2 separate regions of the Homo sapiens genome follow, and region 1 is linked to region 2. A link is a loop called in an ENCODE intact Hi-C map of the cell type or tissue named here. Cell type or tissue: heart left ventricle. All regions are shown on one strand.

Region 1 (2,500 bases), 92 kb before region 2:
GAACTTACTTAGACTGTCAGCCTTTAGTTTGTGGGTCACAATCTTCTTGAGGGTTCAAGAGAGACCATCTCAATTCCCTGCCAGATGGAAGGCCCACTGGAGGGAATAGGGCCTTCAAAGACGGTGTCCTCATTCCACCCCCAAAGGACTTGCCAAAGCCTTGGGCCTGTTGTTGCTCTCTGTTGCCCACCCCCGCCCTACTCAAAAGAATGATATCAGAACTTCATGCTGTACTGGCCTCAGGGGATAAAAGCATCAGAGTAGGTGAAATGCAGGACCTTGGCCTTCTGATTTAAATCAGCCTAGTGTAGCTGTTGGGTCGGTGGCTCTCACAGACCCCATTCTCACTTTACTGCATTGGGGTCAGTGTGGAATAAACACTAAGGTATTGGCCCTGTGTTATCTGGTATTGAAACTGTTCATGATTTTTCTTAGGGAAGTGTCAGATTTTCATGGTGTTTCGTGCCACTATTAGCCAAAGTATTTTAGATATATAACTTTTGATAGGCTATTTATTTTGATAGGCTAATTTATTTTGGCTAGCTACAAATAAATTAAAATGTAAAATAACTATATATGTTTTATATCTCTAACCATACATATCTCTTTGAATGCTGTCATTAAACAATGATAGATAAATTCCTGCTATGTACATTAAAAGTACCTACTATATAAAAATGAGCAAATACCACAAAGAAATGTGTTTCTTTTTCTATATTTAGTTGTACAATATAGATACATGTAGTGCTATGAAATCTCCTTCCTTCCTTCCTTCCTTCCTTCCTTCCTTCCTTCCTTCCTTCCTTCCTTCCTTCCTTCCTTCCTTCCTTCCTCTCTCCTGGCACTGGTGTCTCTTTTAGGTCCTTGCTGTCACATTGCATGCACTCTTAACCCGAATGCCGATGATAGCCCGCCTTCCCGGCTCTCCAGCCGCCCACCCCAGCACCTCCGCACCGTGCTTCTGAGGAAGAGCTTGTCCTCTCTTTCTGTGTGCTCAGATTACAGGCGTGTGTTAGGGAGGCCGGACGCCTGCACTCTCTGCCTCTCCTTGACTTTCTCTCACAGACATCTCTTTGAATCTGCACCTCCCTCCCTCCCACAGGGGCACACAGAGCATCTGACCCTGTCAGCTTCCAGGAGCTGGGCTTCTTGAAGTCATTACCTCAGGCCATCCTCTTTGGCCTTCACAACTACACCCAATCATACTGTTGTCTCCATTCTGTTTTTCCTAGCCTTTGAACTCCCCCAGCCACTCTAAGAAAACTTTCACATTTCCTTTCATCTCTCTGAAGGCTTCCACATCTGTATTTCTCCTGCTGATGTCCAGTTATACTCAGCTAGCCAGGGGAGGCAGGGAGCATCCACTGTTTTGCCTGTTGGCTCCATCCCCTCATGCCTGGGAGCTGTGCCTGATTTTGCTCGGAGGAACCATCCAGCACCTACTGTGTACAGCCTTGGACGGGCGCTAGCACCATCCCTCAAGGTTTCCGGCTTTGCACTGACCAGGGCTTAGCACGTGACCGTGCCATGGCCAATCGGATTCTCCCTCGGGAATCTGCATCTCAGATAGGCAGAGGCCGCTCCAGAAAGCTGTGATAGTCAATTAAGCACCGCAACAGCTCCTTATCCAGATTTTCCAGTAGTTTCCAGTAGTTTCTTTACCTAGGTCCTGCCTTGGTTCCTGGCTTTTCTGAGACTGATTCTTCTGATTCTGATTCAGATTCTGTAAGCAGTCCTGTATCTTCTCCTAAATTCCTTCTGTGCTTAAGATAGCAAGATTCTATTTCTTTTGCCTGCAATCAAATAAGCTGATAAAGTAGGTCAGTCCAAATAGCTATATTTTTAAGCTCAATTTATGTTATGATTATTCCTGGTTGGTCCATGTGGGAGTCTCCAGAAATCTTCTATATTTTGAAATGATGGCTTTCACAATTGAGTGTTAGAATGAACTTCCTGTTCCCAGGTCTAGAAAGTCACCTAAACTTTCTAGACTGAAGCAAGTGAACTCAAGAGAGGCTGACTTATCTACACTGTTCCTTAAATCCGTGCTTCTCAAACTTCAATGTGCATAAGAATCACCTGGAGAGCCTGTTAAAACATTGATTCTTGGGTCCTACCCCCAGAGATGCTGATCCAGTTGGTCTCGAGTGGGGCCCTGAAATCAGAATTGCAAACGAGCTCCAGGTGACACTCATGTTGTGTTTAAGGATTTCATTTTGAATAGTGAGCACTTTAGTATTATTTTCTCCCCCAGACAAGAGAGACTTCGGAGCACAGCAAGATTCCCTCTAGCTTGTTAAAATGAAAAGACAAGAGACAAGATGAGACTTGCCTTCCAAAGTGAGCTTTAGGAATGTGTGTGTCCCTCACCGGCCTCACTAACGACGTTCATCCCATAGAGTCCCTGAGCAGGGTAAGATGATGGCTGGGTTGGAGAGTATGTTCGAGGGCAGGGGTCTCCCCACAAGTCATGCTGGCATCTCCCCAGAGTCTCAGGTTG
Region 2 (2,500 bases):
TCTTCTAGCCCAGGGAATCATGCCCCATGTCCCACTATTGGTCAAAGCACCCCTCTCCTTCATCCTTCCACACTTGAACAATGCCTCAATTCTCTTCATTCTACCTCCTAAATCTCTCAAAAATGCCTGGCTCAGCTATCCCCACAGTCACTACCTTGGGTCTCTCCCTTGTCTTCTCTATCTAAATGATAATTTTCTAAAACTTGTTTAAAAATTTAAACTTATAGATGATTTGCAAGGATAATGGATAATATAGAGTGTTCCCATACACCCTTCACCCAGCTTTCCTAATGTTGGCATCTCGTATAACCATGGTCCAGTTATGAACTAAGAAATTAACATGGTTTACTGAATGATTGTGATGGCCTTGTTGACAGATACTTTGGGTTGTCTATTTGCCTCCCCAGCAATTTTTTTCGTTTTTCAGCTTGAAGTGGAAATGTGTTCATCCCTAGGGGATGGATCATGATAGTTCCTTCTAGATGCTACCCTAATACTTTGCTCTTTCTCCATAATCATTGGGTCATAAATCTGTGTACGTGCCTGCTGTTGTCACTGGACTTAAAAGCAGAACTGACAACTGCATTCTCAGTAGGCACTCAGTAAATGTTTGTGATACAAGTGAACAAATGAATGAATGAGATCAGTGTGGCTAGAGCTGTAGGTTTGTATATGGCAACCAGAAAAGTGTCACTTATGAATTAAAAAGTTTCAACAACGATTGAGGACCCAAAGTCCTTTCTAACACAGAGGCCCAGTCCCAGTACAGATGGACCTAATGCCATTTTTATCCTCACGCTGACCATCCTTAGTGATGAAGGACAGGGATAAGCCTGGAGTCACAGGCTTCTTGAATCTCATGTCTGGGAAAGCGCCTTAAATCCAATGGTTCCCAGACTGAGTTGGCTGACTCAGAGCCTCCAGGGATGCGGCCTGGCAATCTGCCTGGTTAATAAGTTTGCAAGGTGATGCAGCAGGCAGCGGGAGCTGGCCCCGGTCCAAGAACCAGAGTTTGGAAACCCCTGCTGAAGGCCAACCTGCTTATTTACAGACAGCGTGGACCATCTACACATAAAGGCTCCATCCGGCTCTGACTTTTTCTGATAGATTTTTCTTTTTCTTTCATTTAAAAATAAGCCTGTAAATTTGGATGCCGTAATATGCATCATGGATATATAGATTATACTTTAAAAATGCCTTTTAGAAAGTCATATAAACCAGAAAATATCTCCAGTTTCTTTTTTTTCTTTTTTTTTTTTATTATTATACTTTAAGTTCTAGGGTACATGTGCACAACGTGCAGGTTTGTTACATATGTGTACATGTGCCATGTTGGTGTGCTGCACCCATTAACTCATCATTTACATTAGGTATATCTCCTTATGCTATCCCTCCCCCCACCAAACAACAATCTTAATCTTAAAAATTTTTATTATAAACCTCATTTTATATAATGTAACATCAGAGATATTTATCTTAGGAGTCCTGTGTTAGCATTTCATTAGGATCTGATGGGTAAATGATATACATAGGAATCCAGATTTAAGTCTGCAATTTTCATCCATTTCTACCCTGTCTTTTGGGCACTTGCTAGCCTTTGTTTCTACATATAGGATTTATCATTTTTATTACTAGAACATAGTACAGGGTTATAGACCAAAATAAGTCAATCCTGATATTCACACCTCTCCAGAATTGTATATCACCGTCTAAGGAAACCAAATGGCAGATTTTCCACAAATACCCAATATTCTGTAATGGTTTAGCTAGTTACTTACTTCATGGAATCAGAACTATCATATGTCAAAACCTGACCTAACCCTGGCTCTCCTTCTCATTCTGGATAAAGTGAATGAAGCTGAGGAGAAACTTGGGCAGCCCCACCATGGATCTGCACAGCCATCATTGGTGCAGGTGGGCTGCAGGGAGCAGGGGATGGTGGGCCACAAAGGTTGATTGACCACCTCAATATTTATCCACCTCAGGCGAGAACAATGCAGCTTCCAAGTCTGCGTTTTTTCAACTCAAAGCCCACTTGCTAAGTGCAACCTAGGGTCAAGCCTGTGGCTAGGCATGGGAGGAGAGAGTGAATAAGCTGTCACAGACAAAGCTCGCGGTGCAGTGGAAGAGAAGTTCTGGGAGTTCTAATGAAATCAGTGTTTCATGCAACAGTGACAAAACTTCTATAAGTCCCAGGTTAATTTGAATCCTTTAAAGGAAAAGACACTGGATGTTCAACGATCGGAGCAGAAATGATTTCATGGTCTGTGGTGCACATTTTTTGTTCTTTCTTCTTCACTAGAAAGTATTCTTTTCCAACAAACATTTAAGAAACAATTAAGCCTTCACGGCTAATCAGATGTACATGAAAATGCTTTGGTCACCATTTTTCTGGGCAACTGCTGTGACATCTGTTCTATACTACAGGGCTATAGGGGAATAAACCATTTCTATAGCCCTGCTTCCTTTGCCTGTGATGGGAGCATCCCACACCTGGTAA

Evidence for each region. Peaks named below come from ENCODE experiments on the same cell type or tissue, not always from the same donor. Only the 100,000 strongest peaks of a DNase experiment are listed, where the experiment ranks them.
Region 1: it touches region 2 in a loop (2.4-fold over the local background); 3 of 110 quality-filtered maps call a loop at or near these places.

What each region holds. Positions count from the first base shown.
Region 1 is chr3:193,896,457-193,898,956 of GRCh38, reverse strand. No RefSeq gene overlaps it. Among named protein-coding and RNA genes, the nearest start is that of LINC02038, 54 kb to the right of the region's middle. In heart left ventricle, no CTCF peak of the experiment used is centred here; a DNase peak (open chromatin) is centred at 1,486.
Region 2 is chr3:193,804,114-193,806,613 of GRCh38, reverse strand. No RefSeq gene overlaps it. Among named protein-coding and RNA genes, the nearest start is that of LINC02038, 39 kb to the left of the region's middle. In heart left ventricle, no CTCF peak of the experiment used is centred here; a DNase peak (open chromatin) is centred at 973.